Regions from separate parts of the Homo sapiens genome. Here region 1 is linked to region 2. Evidence: chromatin loops called from intact Hi-C (ENCODE). Cell type or tissue: ovary. All regions are shown on one strand. Each heading gives the region's core, and the rest is flanking DNA. Links, peaks and the distances in the headings are about the cores only. Region 1 has its middle 9.1 kb from the start of GTPBP3. Region 2 overlaps ABHD8 (abhydrolase domain containing 8).

Evidence for each region. Peaks named below come from ENCODE experiments on the same cell type or tissue, not always from the same donor. Only the 100,000 strongest peaks of a DNase experiment are listed, where the experiment ranks them.
Region 1: a loop joins it to region 2, with 2.8 times the contacts of the local background. A loop is called at or near these places in 40 of 110 quality-filtered maps.

The regions. Positions count from the first base shown.
Region 1 is chr19:17,344,518-17,348,860 of GRCh38, forward strand. No RefSeq gene overlaps it. Among named protein-coding and RNA genes, the nearest start is that of GTPBP3, 9.1 kb to the left of the region's middle. RefSeq lists enhancers at 1,574-2,535, 4,317-4,343. In ovary, for the core only: a CTCF peak has its summit at 1,853 (motif pointing right); a DNase peak (open chromatin) is centred at 1,864.
Region 2 is chr19:17,290,348-17,294,726 of GRCh38, forward strand. ABHD8 (abhydrolase domain containing 8) reads right to left here. Exons shown (of 5, transcript NM_024527.5): 3 at 4,328-4,379; 4 at 3,941-4,157; 5 at 1,784-2,484. The coding sequence ends at 2,314. It also overlaps a transcript of MRPL34 not described here. Among named protein-coding and RNA genes, the nearest start is that of ANKLE1, 11 kb to the left of the region's middle. RefSeq lists a silencer at 2,079-2,258 and enhancers at 2,329-2,418, 3,558-4,106, 4,107-4,379. In ovary, for the core only: a CTCF peak has its summit at 2,632; DNase peaks (open chromatin) are centred at 2,204 and 2,594; H3K4me3 peaks cover 920 bases; H3K27ac peaks cover 890 bases.

The DNA.
Region 1 (4,343 bases), core at 1-4,000, 54 kb after region 2:
TGAGACCAGCCTGGCCAACGTGGTGAAACCCCATCTCTACAAAAAATACAAACATTAGCCAAGCATGGTGGCACACGTCTGTGGTCCCAGTAACTCAGGAGGGTGAGACAAGAGAGTTGCTTGAACCTGGGAGGCAGAGGTTGCAGTGAGCAGAGATCACGCCACTGCACTCCAGCCTGGGCGATAGAGCGAGACTCTGTCTCGAAACAACAACGAAAAGAAGAGACAAGAAAGAGGTCATTACAGTGAGGCCTGATGGCTGCTCTTTTTTTTTTTGAGATAGAGTCTTTGCTCTTTTGCCCAGGGTGGAGTGGCATGATCTCAGCTCACTGGCAACCTCTGCCTCCCAGGTTCAAGCGACTCTCCTGCCTCAGCCTCCCGAGTAGCTGGGACTATAGGCGTGTGCCACCACGCCTGGCTAATTTTTGTATTTTTAGTAGAGACGGGTTTCACCATGTTGGCCAGGCTGGTCTCAAATGCCTGGGATTACAGGCGTGAGCCACCGTGCCCAGCCTTTTTTTTTTTTTTCTTTAAGTAAAGATGGGGGTCTTGCTGTGTTGCCCAGGCTGGTCTCAAACTCTTGGCCTCTGGTGATCCTGAGACCTCAGCCTCCCAAAGTGCTGGGATCACATGTGTGAGCCACCGTGCCTGGCCTGATGGCTTCTTTGAAGCTCATAAAGAGGAGAAGTGACCTAGTCAGGCAACTTAAAGTGGGCTGCCTGGCAGAGGTGATGAGTGTTGAGATCTGAATGGTGAGGATGTCAGATGGAGGAGTCTGGGGAGGGCACCCCAGGCAGAGGGCACTGAATATGCAAATCCCTTCATATGCATATCCCACTGACACATATTTCACTGGATTACATATCCCACTGATTCAGGAACTTCGCGGTGTGTTCAAGGAATAGTGAGATGGTCAGGTTTTTTTGTTGGTTTGTTTGCTTTTTTTTTTTTTTTTTTTTTGAGACAGGGTCTTGCTCTGTCGCCCAGGCTGGAGTGCGGTGGCGTGATTGTGGCTCACTGCAACCTCCGCCTTCCAGGTTCAAGCAATTCTCCTGCCTCAGCCTCCCAAGTAGCTGGGATTACAGGCATGTGCCACCACGCCCGACCTTTTTTTTTTTTTTTTTTTTTTTTGACAAGGCCTCTCCCTTTCACCCAGGCTGGACTGCAGTGGCTCGATCATGGCTCACTGTAGCTTCCATCTTCTGGGCTCAAGTGATCCTCCCACCTCAGCCTCCTGAATAGCTAGGACTACAGGCATGCGCCACCACGCCCAGCTAATTTTTAAATTTCTTTTAGAGATGGGTTCTCACTATGTTGCCCAAGCTGGTTTTAAGCTTTTGGGCTCAGGCAATCTTCCTGCCTTGGCTTCCCAAGGTGCTGGGATTACAGGTGTGAGCTACTATGCCTGGCCCTTTTTTTGGGGGGGGGTTGGGGTGGGGTCTCACTCTGTCACCCAGGCTGGAATGCAGTGGTACAATCATGGCTCACTGTAATCTTCAACCTCCTGGGCTCAGTTGATCCTTCCACCTCGGCCTCCTGAATAGCTAGGACCACAACCACCATGCCCGGCTAATTTTTAAATTTTTTTCATGGAGACAGGATCTTGCTATGTTGCCCAGGTTGGTCTCAAACTCCTGACCTCAAGTGATCTGTCCGCCTCAGCCTCCCAAAGTGTTGGGATTACAGGCGAGAGCCACCGCGCCCGGCCAGAGGTGGTCAGAGTGGCTGGAGCAGAGGAAAGGAGGAGAAAGAGGAGGGAGACCATTGGAGAAGGGATGGATGGAGGGGTCTGATAGGCAGAGGTTCGTCTGAGATTCTTCGGGGAGCCTGACGTGGCGGGGACCGACCAGCAGAGGGCGCGTCGCGCTAAGTGAGGCGGTCCCCAGCAATCCTCCCATCAGCGCTCCCGGTGCCCCACCCTCAGCGGATCTAGGCCTTCCGCATTCACCTGGTGGCATGTGAATGGTTAACTTCCCCTGACTGGGGTGGAAACTGAGTCTCGAAGAGAATCAGGATCTTTTCTGGAATCAGAAAAAGATCTCCACCTCCAGTGGTTGAATATACAAACTCTGATTTCAGTGGACACAGAGCCTGGGAGGCATCCGCGGCAGAGAGAGGGCACGAAAAGGGCCTAAGGAGGCCCGCAGAGTTTCTGACCACCCAACTGAAGGAGACCTCAGGGCCGGGCGCGGTGGCTCACGCCTGTAATCCCAGCACTTTGGGAGGCCAAGGTGGGTGGATCACCTGAGGTCAGGAGACCAGCCTGGCCAACGTAGTGAAACCCCGTCTCTACTAAAAATACAAAAATTAGCCGGGCGTGCTGGTGCATATCTGTAATCCTAGCTATTCGGGAGGCTGAGGCAGGAGAATCATTTGAACCTGGGAGGCGGAGGTTGCAGTGAGCCAAGATGGCGCCACTACACTCTAGCCTGGGAAACAGAGTGAGACTCCATCTCACATTAAAAAAAAAAAAAAAAGAAAAAGATCTCCACCTCCAGTGGTTGAAGATAGAAACTCTCTGGTTTCAGGGGACACAGAGCCTGGGAGACATCCCGGGCAGACAGAGGGCATGACAAGGGCCAAAGGAGGCCACCAGAGTTTCCCAACCACCCAACTAGAGGAGACCCAGGCCTGATTTTATTTACAGGGTTCCTGGCAGTATGTCACTATTTGTTCATTTCCTTGCTTGTTCAACCAAATCAACAAATTGGGGCTGGAGGGGCGGTGGCCAGAGTGGAAAGGGTCACACCATGAGCTGAGTCCACAGATGTTACTATTGGCCCCATCAGGAAACCAAACCGATGCCCAGAGAAGAAAAGCAATAATGTAGATCTGGGCGTGAGGGGTGGGCTTGAAGTGGGGAGGGTCCTGAAGGCTCCCAGGAGGGGTGAGCTGGGCCTGTGCCTGGGTGGGATTGGAGATGCTCTTTGGACAGGATGCTGGGGCCCCGCCTGCCTTCCCTGGGGCCCTGGCACACAGCTGGCCTGAGGTCCTTGGCTACAATCCTTTTTTTCCAAGAAGGGTGAGGTGGTTTGTGGGAAGCAGCCATGGGGGTTATTTATAGAGGCTGCAGGAAATCCCCAAAGAGTCTGAGACTCGCCAGGCGGTTGGACCTCAGGGTCAGGAAGGGGGCCTGATCGGCCAATTGCTCGACCCCCACCCCCTGTATTCAGCCCCCACCCGGTTCCTGAGGAGTCACCAGCCTGGGACAGTCAGAGCTTTAGGGTCAGAGCTGGAAAGAGGGAGGGATGAGGCTGGGAGAGAGGTTTCCAAAAGGGGAAGCAAGGGCTATATCTGGGACTTCAAGAAAGGCTGCCTGGAGGAGGGGGTCTCTGGAGCTGGGCTTCAGAGGTAGAAGGGTTCGTTAGACATGAAAAAGACTTTCTAATCCAAGGGCACAGCACAAATTAATGAATGTTGAGTCTTTTACAAAGAATTAAAAAGTCCAGGATAGGAGGAGGCAAAAGGGGAGTCACAGATGTGCTAAGGAGTTAGACTTTGTTCTAAGGGTAATAGGGAGCCATGGAGAGTGTGTGAGCAGGAGAGGGACTTGGACAGAGTCTGTAATGGAAAGACTCCTCTGGACCAGCACAGGAGCCATACCAGAGGCAGCAGCTGAGGTGCAAGTGTACAGGGGCTGAGCCAGGGCCAGGTCACTGGGATCGGTTAGAGGGATGATGGCTCCTGGAATGCTCTGGAAGGCAAAACAGACAAAGGACCAGAGGCCTGTGCCCATGTGTCTGGAGAGTTTAGAATTATTACTATTATTATTTTAGAGACAGGGTCTTGCTCTGTCGCCCCGGCTGGAGTACAGTGGTGCAATCCTAGCTCACTGCAGCCTCCAACTCCTGGACTCAAGTGATTCTCCTGCCTCAGCCCCCCAGGTAGCTGGGACTAAAGGTACGCACCACCATGCCCAGCTAATTTTTAAATTTTTGCTAGACATAGGGTCTTGCTAAATTTCTCAGGCTGGTCTCAAACTCCTGGACTCAAGCGATCCTCCTATCTCGATCCCCCAAAGCGCTGAGATAATAGCCATGAGCCACCGTGCCCAGCCCTAATACAACTTTATTTATAAAAACAATGCCTGACCTTAGAGTTATTATTATTACACCCAATGCTTGGATGAGAAAATGGAGGCTAGGATTGACTGAGCCAAGATTCAAACCCAGGGATGTTTGGCTCTGAAATCCTAAATCAGGTCTTCTGGGATGGTTAGGACTGGCTGGCATCAATGTCTCCCCCTAAGGACTCTGGGCTGTCTGGCAGTAGGCTTAGGGGCAGGGATGTCCCCGCTTCCTTGGGGCCTCCAGCTCAGCCCGTCTGGGCGGTCTGGCCAGGCT
Region 2 (4,379 bases), core at 141-4,140:
TTGTCTAACACAGGGTTTCCCAATCTTGGCCCTAATGACATTTGGGGTTGGCTTATTCTTTGCTGTGGGGTCTGTCCCTTGCATTTCAGGGTGATGAGCAGCGTTCCTGGCCTCCATCCACTAGAAGTCAGCAACACCCATGCACCCCCAAACATGGCGATCAAAAATGTCTCCAGAAGTTGCCAATGGACACAATTGCCCCCCTGGCTAAACTAAGGATGGAGCTCACAAACCGGTGGGGAAAGGACAGAACCGAGGGAAAGATTTCCTCCCTCCTCCTGTAATACACAGAAACCACAGATAGGACCAGATATACATGGACCAGAATAAAATGTAGGTGAGGTGCGGTGGATCACGCCTGTAACCCCAGCACTTTGGGAGGCCGAGGCGGGTGGATCACGAGGTCAGGAGTTCCAAGACCAGTCTGGCCAAGATGGTGAAACCCCGTCTCTACTAAAAATACAAAAATTAGCTGGGCGTAGTGGCAGGAGCCTGTAATCCCAGCTACTCCAGTGGCTGAGGCAGGAAAATTTCCTGAACCCGGGGGGCGGAGGTTGCAGTGAGCCGAGATCGTGCCACTGCACTCCAGCCTGGGCGACAGAGTGAGACTCTGTCTCAAAAAACAAACAAACAAACAAACAAAAACAAAACCAAAACCCAACTAAAAGACAGATTTGGTGGTTTCAAAAGAAAAGTCTTCTTGACAAAGGTGGCCCTAAACCAAGCTGAAAGATATAACACGGGAATAGTAAAAGGTCCTGACTTGCTGGGTGGGGTTGGATGAGTCGAATTCAATGAACCAGTGGGTGGCAGGCATTCAACACACAGCCTGGAAAACAGTGGGCACTCAATTATGGCAGCTCTAATTCCATGCAACACCCACTGATCTTCACCTAAACCTCGGTTGGATCTCTTCCGGCCAGGGAAGGGCTCATCTCGTTTTTTTTTGAGAAGGAGTATCGCCTTGTTGCGCAGGCTGGAGTGCAGTGGTACGATCTCAGCTGACCGCAACCTCCACTTCCTGGGTTCAAGCGATTCTCCTGCCTCAGGCTCCCCGAGTAGCTGGGACCACAGGCGCGTGCCACCATTCCTGGCTTGTCTTTGTTTTTTGTTGTTGTTGTTGTTGTTGTTTGTTTGTTTGTTTTAGATGGAGTCTCGCTCTGTCACCCAGGCTGGAGTGCAGTGGCACGATCTCGGCTCACTGTAATTTCCGCCTCCCGGGTTCACGCCATTCTTCTGCCACAGCCTCCCGAGTAGCTGGGACTACAGGCGCCCGCCACCACGCCCAGCTAATTTTTTGTATTTTTTACTAGAGACGGGGTTTCACTGTGTTAGCCAGGATGGTCTCGATCTCCTGACCTCGTGATCCCCCCACCTCTGCCTCCCAAAGTGCTGGGATTACAGGCGTGAACCACCGCGCCTGGCCTGTCTGCATTTTTAAATAGAGACGGGGTTTCACCATTTTGGCCAGGCTGTTCTCGAACTCCTGACCTCAGGCGATACTCCTCGGCCTCCCAAAGTGCTGGGATTACAGGCGTGAGTCACCACGTCCGGCCGGGGTCACCTCTTGATAAGTTGCCTCCTGCCCTGGGGGATACTGTCCAAGGAGCCTCAGCCTTCTGAGGTACGAGGGGAAATTCAGGAAGCTAACGTGGACACCAGACATTGTCGAAGTCGATCCTGAGCGCGAGGCACCAGCCTGAGCCCAGTCTGCAGATGGGAAAACTGAGGCTCCAGGCGGCGAACACCCTGCCCTGTGGTCACCCAGCACAGGTCCGGAGACTCCGATTGTCACTTCTGTTTATTGAGTTACAAGTTGAGATGTGCAGGTTCGGTGGCGCCAGCCCCCCCATCCCCCCCCCTTGGGCAAAAATAGCTCCCAGCGCCGAGGAATGGGGGGTAGGAAGGGTCTCGGATAACGGGATGGGGCCTCGAGGGTCCCTGTGGGGCTCGTGGGTCCCAGGATCAAGCACGGCTGACACGGAAGACAGCGGGGTGGGGGGCCTGCCTTGGCCGTGGCGTTGGGGGGAAGGTGAGGGAGAGCTTCTGTACAAGGTCATCTTCCGTGAGGGTCCCGGCTGCGGCCCCAAAACGCCGATGGGCCCCGCGGGACGGAAGCGGAGAGCGGAATGTCCGCTGGGCTCCCTCGGATGCCACGCCCCGCCCAGGCAGCCTGGGGGCGTCTCCCTGACCTGGCCCCGCCCACCGGAGCGAACGGCCCGCCCAGGTGGTCTGCGCTGCAGACCTGGCGCAGGCTCGGGCCTCCTCCTGCTGCGGCTGTGCTCACCAAGCGATGCCCCGCCGGCCCAGCGGCTACTTCTTGTCTTCTGGAGGCGCCGGCAGTGGCTCCGGTAGAGCCTTGGGCGAGGGCTCGGGCTCCCAGAGCAGGAATTCGTGGAGCAGCGTGTTGACCGTCTCAGGGCATTCCAGCATCACCATGTGGCTGCCCTCGTCGATGAGCTTCAGGAATGCCAGGAGCAGGATCTGCAGAAGACGCAGGGCTCAAGGTAGGCGGGGGCAAGAGGGTGGAGAGAGGCCAGGCTTCCCTGGGACTCCGCCATACACACATGGCCCACAGCATCCAAAAGTCCCTCCTCCCATCTACCCTGCATCTCTCCACTTCCACTCAAGGGGGAGCTGGAGGATGGCCTGTAGCCCTGCTGGAACCCAACTAGTATTCAGGCATCCAGCATTTATTAAGTGTCTACAGTATGCCAGGAGAAGGATTTTCTTCTTTTTTTCTTTTCTTTCTTTTTTTTTTTTTTTGAGACAGAGTCTTGCTCTGTCACCCAGGCTGGAGTGCAGTGGCGTAATCTCGGCTCACTCCAACCTCTGCCTCCCGGCTTCAAGCGATTCTCTTGCCTCAGCCTCCCAAGTAGCTGGGATTACAGGCACGCGCCACTACACCCGGCTAATTTTTTGTATTTTTAGTAGAGACGGGGTTTCGCCATGTTTGTCAGGCTGATCTCCAACTCCTGACCTCAGGCGATCTGCCCGCCTCGGTCTCCCAAAGTGCTGGGATTACAGGAGTGAGCCACCGCGCCCGGCCTGGAGGAGGATTTTGTCAACTTCAACTCTACCAACATTAGGAGCTGGATCATTCTTTGCTGGGGGGGCGGGGGTGGGCGGGGAAGGGGCGGGTAGCTGGGGTGGGGGCTGCTATCCTGTGCATTTGTAGGGTGTTGAGCAGCATCCCTGGCCTCCACCCACTAGATGCCAGTAGTACCCCCTCCCCCTCAGTCGTGACACCTAAAAATGTCTCCATGCATTTCCACGTGTTCCTTGGGGGCAGAATCCTCCTTAGTTAAGAACCACCAGTCCAGTTATACTTTAATGGTTTTTGTTTTTTTTTTTTTTTCTTTAAGAAACGGGGTCTTGCTCTGTCGCCCAGGCTGGAGTGCAGTGGTGCGAGCATGGCTCACCACAGCCTTGAACTCCTGGGTTCAAGCGATCCGCCCCACTCAGCCTCCCAAGTTGCAGCGATTATTGGCGTGAACCACCTCGCCGGGCTAGTATCCAGGGCTATTCTAAGTGCTAAGGATCCCCAGACCCTTTCTAATCTGAACTCGCTAATTAGAGTTTCTAATCTAAAGATCCCCTGGTGCCGGTCTTCTAGAATTATATAGGTCACCGGTCTCATACAAATCCTCCGCTGTGAGGAGAGCCTTCTTACAGCGGTGGGGACAGTGCGTAATTGCTAACACCTGTCCAGGGCAGCCCTGCTTTCTAGATTCTACTTCTGATGCTAGACCTAATGCTCCTGTTTGCCTGGGGTCAGAACAAGATACAGCAACTAGAGGCCACGCCCACCCGGCAGCCACGCCCCCTCGGGAAGAAAGCACGCCCACCAAGCGCTACCACGCCCCCCGCAGAGGCCACGCCCCTCCCGGGCAGCACCCTGGGGATTTGTAGCTGTGGCGCCCCAGGTGCCCGCCTCTACCTCGGCCATGCGCTGGTCTTCCTCCACCGGCACAAACTTATCGTGCATGCCGTGGACAAGCAGGACGGGCACGGTGAGCTCGGCGTGGTAGACCTCGTCGCCCTCGGGCCAGTACTGGCCGCTCATCATGGCCCGGAGTACGAAGGATGACACGTTGAAAGCGTTGCCCTCCTTTAACAGCTGCTTCTCCTTGGCTCCTTGGCGGGCGAAGCCGGCCCTGGTGGTGGTGGAGGCACCGCTAGAGCCCCTTATGCCAGCCCGACTGCCGTGGGGTGCCCCCGATGCCAGCCCTAGTCCCAGCGGTACAGTCCCCCCTCCCATCCAACTCGAGCAGATGCCTGGGTTCGCCAGGGCCAGGATCACGGTCTTTGGGGTGGGGACACTCACTTGAGGAAGCTCCAGGCCAGGCAGGGCGACAAGCAGTGCAGGACGCAGGTGG